2 separate regions of the Homo sapiens genome follow, and region 2 is linked to region 1. Evidence: chromatin contacts called from ENCODE POLR2A ChIA-PET data. All regions are on one chromosome and are shown on one strand. The core of a region is the stretch at or near the end of the contact, and the rest is flanking DNA. Distances in the headings are between cores, read along the strand shown. Region 1 holds the start of NDUFA5 (NADH:ubiquinone oxidoreductase subunit A5). Region 2 holds the start of TPK1 (thiamin pyrophosphokinase 1).

Evidence for each region. ChIA-PET counts read pairs that join two places held with the same protein, here RNA polymerase II (POLR2A).
Region 2: POLR2A ChIA-PET joins it to region 1 with 6 read pairs in CD4-positive, alpha-beta T cell. The contact joins the promoter of TPK1 here to the promoter of NDUFA5 in region 1. POLR2A ChIA-PET finds 5 or more read pairs at or near these places in 4 of 52 experiments (CD4-positive, alpha-beta T cell, CD4-positive, alpha-beta memory T cell, CD8-positive, alpha-beta memory T cell and 1 more).

Annotation. Positions count from the first base shown.
Region 1 is chr7:123,556,306-123,559,849 of GRCh38, forward strand. It overlaps NDUFA5 (NADH:ubiquinone oxidoreductase subunit A5), which reads right to left and starts at 1,513. Exons shown (of 5, transcript NM_005000.5): 1 at 1,470-1,513; 2 at 1,099-1,143. The coding sequence starts at 1,490. RefSeq lists enhancers at 643-1,221, 786-1,985, 1,222-1,800, 1,541-1,590, 1,851-1,990.
Region 2 is chr7:144,834,803-144,838,346 of GRCh38, forward strand. It overlaps TPK1 (thiamin pyrophosphokinase 1), which reads right to left and starts at 1,251. Exons shown (of 9, transcript NM_022445.4): 1 at 1,165-1,251; 2 at 758-816. The coding sequence starts at 800. RefSeq lists a silencer at 992-1,091 and an enhancer at 1,392-1,461.

The DNA.
Region 1 (3,544 bases), core at 263-2,762:
TTAAATATTCAGGACTTTTATAAAGGAAGAGGTCAGTGCTTTACATGGAAATCTGTTGTCAGTGTATAGGTGGTATTTAAAACCGTTCTCTATTTGGATTTGCTCTCTCTTGGTGACAGAGTACAGGTCCAAAAGAAAAGGTCCAAGAACTAAATCCTGACTAACTCAAATTTTAAAAGTGGGCATAAGAGAAATAACCAGAAAAAGAGAAAGCCAAAGAGTAGGGGGAAAAAATCAGGAGACTGGGGGAGTCCTGAAGCCCAGTAAAGAAAGCGCATGATGGAAAAAGTGTCAAATGTGTCAAAAAAAAAAAAACGCTGCTATTAGGTCAATGAAGGTGAGAAACATAAGCTGACCATTGGATTTGGCAACATGGAGATAACTGGTGAACTTGAAAAGAGCGTGATGGAAAAAGTGTCAAATGTGTCAAAAAACGCTGCTATTAGGTCAATGAAGGTGAGAAATATGAGCTGACCATTGGATTTGGCAGCATGGAGATAATTGGTGAACTTGAAAAACGCCAAGGGTGACTGAGTGCATTCAAGGGTGAATAAGAAAGAAATTGGAGAAAATAGAGATAACTCTTTTGAGTTATCTGTAAAGTGAAGCAAAGAAATGGTGTGATTATAGAAGGGACAAGAAGAATAAAAAAATTTTGTGGGTTTTTTTGATGAAAACATTCGTGAATACAGATGGAAAAGACCTAACAGAAGGAAAAGGGGGCAGTACCTTTAGTAAGCCTAAATATATGTAATCCAACGCACCTAAGCAGAAACGGTAAGGCAAGGAGAAAAGATGGAAAACGGAGATATAAATTTGAGATGGCGCTGACAGAAGCAAGCACAAGTGAAGCCATGAAAATGTCAAGGAAAAAGTCAACAAGAAAACTGGCTTAATAAAGAGGTCATGGCAAAAATAAATAAAAATGTGACATCGGATCAACGAAGTAGGTGGACAGCGCCCGTGTCTCAAGAGCTCACGCGGCTTGTAATTAAGGGCTTGAAACATCTGTATCCCGTTAACCCTGCAATAAGCAAAGTGACAGGAATTTAGTCTTCCTTGGGAATTCAAGAACGAAGAAAGAACAAAGGTACATACCTCGTGAGGAGTATTGCACACAGCCAATCCCACAAGGCCAGTGGTCTGTTCAAAAACAAAACACGATTCATGCTGTTTACTACGGTTTCCATACATCCAGCACGCTAAGGAAATACAAAACCACGAATCCCCCGGCTAAAACTGGTCTAAAGCCAGCTACTGGTCTCTCAGTCTCGCTTGTTTGGAGCTTTTTTCCTGACTCTCGGAGCGGAACCACTAACCTGCCCTACCCGGTAAGGCATGCAGAACGAGTCCCCGAAAAGCACCGCCGAGCCCGCGACAGTAGGGGTCAACACCCGCGGGAAGTAGGGCTATCGGACTGAGTCTACCCCCACAGTCTAAATTCCAACAGTGACCTCCATTCGTCTCACCTTCTTCAGCACACCCGCCATGACAGCGCCAACGACTCGGTGACGCACAACCCTTTGGGAACAATTCTCAGACCTGCTCAATCGACCACCGAGGTCGCCACTCTGTCACCCTGGAAACAGCTTAGCTCCACCCCTTCAGGATCGCCAAAGGAGCAAAGACTCTGCCCCGCCCATCTTAAAAGAGAAAAATTGACGCATGCGCGATGGGCATACAAGCCTAAAGCTAAGCTAGAAGACGATTGGGGAAAGAAAGGGTTTCCCAGCTGTCTGTTCCTGTTCCTGCCACTGCTGACGGCTTGCCCAAAGATTGAGGGAAACACTCCCAACTACCAAAAAACTCCAGTCGCTGTAGGAACCTGCACTGTGCTTAACCGTTGATGCATTCCTCAACCTTCCTTTCTCAGTTTAGTAAAATGAAAGTGATAACGGAGCTTGAGCATCCTCTGAATTGATCTCTCAACAGCAAGTTAGTTCTTCGCACAAGGATATCAGTATTCTCTGTGTCTTACGAACCAAAGCCCTATGGAGTGTGAGGTCATTTTCCATCGCTCTTTTCGATTTCACTGGCTGAAATACATCATCTTATTTCCAGATGAAATGATATCAGACCATACCACTTTTTCCTACCTCCACAAACACTGACCACTCACTATGTGTCAGTTACTGGGACATAATTTCTAAAATGGGATTTCACATCCTGGAATTCAAAGAATAATGAAGAAGGCGTGTATTAATAAATAATTTGGTAACTGTTCTAAAAGAAGTTGATGCAAAGTGTGATGGTACCAGGGAAAAGGAAATAACTAAAAAGCGTGGGTGACTTTCTAAAAAGTCAGTAGGAGAAAAGAACAAATTGAGAAAACACAAGTACAAAGGAAAAGAGGTTAAAAATGTATATATAAATTCCAGGTGATTTTATGTGATTGGAAAGGTGGGTTTGATTGTTAAGGTAAACTGGTTAAGATTATGAAAGGTGTTGTTTGCCATTATACAAAATTTGAATTTTACTTTTTAAGGAATGGGAACAATGAGAAGACTTTTAAGCTTCTAAGTGACACCATCAAATTTATGTTTCAGATATACAAACAACTTAGGCAACAGTTGAAGAGAATGAGTTGGAAGAGATGAGGCCTTTCATTAGAGGCATGAGACTAGAAAAAATGAAAGCTAAACCAAAAGCAAACAGAAGAAAGGAAATATTAAAGATTAGAAAAGAAGGAGACAGAATATCAATAAAGAAAATCAATGAAACCAGGAATTGGTTCCCTAAAAGGATCAACAAAATTGGCAAACCTTTAGTGAAACTAAGAAAAAAAAGAGAGAAGATTTAATACAAGCAAGAATAAAAGAACCATCACTAATAGCCTTGCTGAAATAAACAGGAATAAGAAGGAATACTATGAACAACTATGCTTAAAAAAGATAAAGTAGATAAAATGGCCAGATTCCTAGAAAAACACAAACTACCTAAATCAACTCAAGAAGGCATAAAGAAAAATCTGACTAGATCTAACATAATTAAAGAAATTGAATTAGCAAGAAAAAAAAAAAAACCTATCCAGAAGGAAAAGCACAGGTCCAGATGGCTTCGCTGGTAAATTCCACTGAACAATTAAAGAATAACACTTAAGAAACTATTCCAAAATATAGAAGAGGAGGAAACAATTAACAACTAATTCTATAAGGCAAGTATTACTCTGATTCCAACCAGACAAAGAAATCAACAAGAAACAAAAACTTCAGCCAGGTGTGGACTCTGATTCCAACCAGACAAAGAAATCAACAAGAAAAGAAAACTTCGGCTGGGCCTGGTGGCTCATGCCTGTAATCCCAGCACTTTGGGAAGCTGAGGCAGGAGGATCACCTGAGGTCAAGGGTTTGAGACAGCCTGGCCAACATGACAAAACCTTCTCTCTACTAAAAATACAAAAATTAGCCAGGCCTTGTGGTGTGTGCCTGTAATCTCAGCTACTCTGGAGGCTGAGACAGGAGAATCACTCAAACTCAGGAGGCAGAGGTTGCAGTGAGCCAAGATTGGGCCATTGCACTCTAGCCTGGGTGACAGAGCAAGATTC
Region 2 (3,544 bases), core at 1-2,500, about 21 Mb after region 1:
GCCAGCCCATTCACCAGATGAGGCAAAAACCCAAGATAAATATCTGAGCAAGTCACGTAGACTGGGGCCCCCGAGCCCCAATACCAAGCGCCCCTTTATAAGCTCTTACATTTTGTCCAAATTTGAAATGGTTTCGTTAAGGCAGAAGCTTGGACTACTTCCCCATTGCTAGCTTTGGAAAGTAGTCACTTTCCTTTCCGGGCCCTTCGTCCTTGTTGATTGGCTCTGCAAGCAGCGAGCAGCCCAGCCTGAACTCGGTTACACAGTAATTTCAAATCTTAGAAGAATAAAATATCCTGAGTGTTATATAGATTTAAAACACTTGATATAATCATTTGCCAATCTTTTATTAGATAAGCTCGGGGCACTTTCAATGGATTAAAAATGCATCACGGTCAGGCAACGATGACCGTCCTTAATGCCTGCAATGTCTAATGTTCCGCTATGTTCCAGATTTGTTCGCGCTGTTGGTGGAGGCGCAACAGCCGGGAAGCGCTTACTGGGCTCCACACGGACTACACACACTGTATCTTGTCATTTCGTCCTCACAGCAAGGACTGATACGTAAGCTCATTTTTCAGATGAGGAAAATGAGACCGGCGAGAGGCTGATATGCTTAGCGGTACAGAGCTAGGAAATCAGGGACAGAACCCAGGCTGGAAGTCACGCTGGCTCTAGAGCCCCGTCCTTTCGACCTGTTCCCGTCGCTGGGGAGGGGCACGTCAGTGACACTAAACCGTGGAAAGAAATACAGTACCAGTGGAAAGCAGGGGCTCCAACGGGGTAAAGGCATGCTCCATAACGGATTATTGGCCTCTGCATTAAAAAAAAAAAAGTGAAGTTAGACTCTCAGTTTTAATTAAACATCGCGCAGAACCAACAGCACGGGAGCCGCCTGAACCTGGCACTCGGCAGCGGCGCGCTCCGGGACCCAGGAGCCAGCTGAGCTGCGGCGCAGCACCCGGCGCTGGGGACCCGCCACGGCTCGCCTACAGCACCGCCGCGGGCGGGGGCCCCCGGAGACCGGCCGCGCGGGCCGCTATGAGGTCCGAGGGGTTGCCCCTGCCGCCTCTCTCCGCGAACCCATCACCATCCGGGAACCTGGGGAGCGAGAGGCGGCCGCCCCCTTCCGCGGCCCGCGCGCCCGGCAGCAGTCGCACTTACACAATGGCTGGTAGGAGCCACAGACTGGAGATCGCAGGCTGCGGGAGCTACGGCGATCGACCGCTCGGCGCTCGGCTGAGGAGCCTTGGCGCGCGGTCCTCGCTCGCAGGTTTTAGCCCCCGGGACGCGAGGTGGCCCCGCCCGCTTCCGGGAGCCGGAGGCAAGTGGGAGCCGCGCCCTGTGCTCTGCGTCCGGCACTACCCACCTCAAGTCTCCAAGGCTTCGTTTTCTGGGCTGGTTCTGCTAGCTGTAGTACTGCTGCCGGGCCCTCTGCACTCAGCTTTAACAAGGAGGCCATTTGCTTCAAACTAAGTGGCGAATTCCCTATCACCCATGCTTGACCTAGCTTCCAAGCCAAACTTACTTTCCACTGTGCTGCTTCTAGTCCTGCTACCGGTGTCCTCCCTGAGCCGTCGGGTTAAAAGCTTTCCTTCCTGGCCGGGTGCGGTGACTCACGCCTGTAATCCCAGCAGTTTGGGAGGCCGAGGCGGACGGATCATGAGGTCAGAAGTTCGAGACCAGCCTGGCCAGCATGGTGAAACCTCGTCTCTACTAAAAATACAAAAAATTAGCCGGGCATGGTGGCGCGCGCCTGTAGGCCCAGCTACTCGGGAGGCCGAGGCAGGAGAATCGCTTGAACCCGGGAGGCCGGAGGTTGCAGTGAGCCAAGATCACACCAGTGCACTCCAGTCTGGGCGACAAAGCGAGACTCCATCTCAAAGAAAAAAAAAAAGCTTTCTTTAGGGAACACTCCGTTAAGAGCTTTCCTTACTTTGCTTTGTGGAAACAGAATGTTTTTGTTGGAAGAAACTTTAAGCCACCTATCTGCAGCTGCAGAGCGTCACTGTTGCAATACAGGCTTTTCCAATAGTGAGCGAACCTAATCTCCCTCTACCCTCTTAAGGTTTCCACCTGGGCCTAAGAGGTTAAATTGACTTAAGACAGTTTAACAGGGGAAAAGCTTACAGCTATGTGCATGGGAGTCCACAAGAAAAGACCCAAAGAAGGAGGAAGCCTAAATGCTTATATACGGGTTTAGCTACAACAAATTTCAAAAGTCCATGTTTAAATATGACCTTAATGAACCTAAAAGACAATTGGGGTACAAGGAAACTATCTGCACATGTAATAGACAAGTGGTTGCCATGTGTTTATCCTATGAAGAGCTGTTACCAGTTGATGTGTCCAGGTTCTTGGCGTCTTGAACAAAGAATTGGACAAAACGCACAAAGCAAGGAAAGAATGAAGCAAAAACAGAGATTTATTGAAGATGAAAGTACACCCCATAGGTTGGGAGCGCCCGAGGATAGGGGCTCAAGAGTGCCGTTAGAGAATGTTCTGGGGTTTAAATGCCAGCTAGAGGTTTCCATTGGTTACTTGGCTTATGCCCTATGTAAATGAAGAGGATGAAGTAAATTTTAAAGTCATTTACTGGATATAAGCCCTGTGTAAATGGAGAGGATGTTTCCTGTCATTGCTGAAGTACTGCAATTTGATTTAGTTCCAGGAAGTCAGCATGAATCGGCCTTAACATTCCCTGCCTCCAGACCCTATTCTGCCTCAGAACTACATGTCCATTAGTAAAAGGCAAACCAGAAAAATTATGACCAAGGATATAAACAGGCAAGGCAAATTATAGAAGGTAGTCAAATGGCAAAAACACATCACCAATATTCAGAACGAAATCTTGAACAATGAATTCAATGGCAGATTGTAACCAATTTTTTAAGCAGTAATAAAAATTTACACTTACTGATCAATTATTATGTTCCAGTCAGTGTTGAGGTCTTTTATATTTTATTTAATTACCCTAAAATGTAGGCTCCAGGAAAACAAGGACCAAAATTTAGTTGTTGGCCCTTGAATCCTCACTCTAGCACAGTTTACTTGTTAATGATTTGTCTCCCCCTACTAGAGAGCTAGCTCTCTAAGGGCAGGAGCCTTGTCTATTTCCTTCCCTGCTATTTCTCCAGCCACACAGTGTGTCTCACCAAGATAAGTTCAGTAAATGTGAAATAAATTAACAAATAATGGGAAAAAAATGGAGAATTATGGTACTTCATACCAGGAATTACAGGCATACCTCCTTTTATTGTGTTTAGCTTTATTGTGCTTTACAGATACCGCTTTTACAAATTGAAAGTTTGTGGCAAGCCTGCATCAAGCAGGTCTATCTGCAACATTTTTCCGAAAGCGTGTACCTGCTTCGTGTCTCTGCGTCATATTTTGGTAATTTTCACAATACTTCAAATATTTCCATTAATATATTCATTACAATCTGTGATTAGTGATTCTTAATGTTACTCTTGTCATTGTTTTGGGGTGCCACCAGCCATGCCCTTATAAGACGGCAAACTTAATAGATCAATGTTGTGTGTTT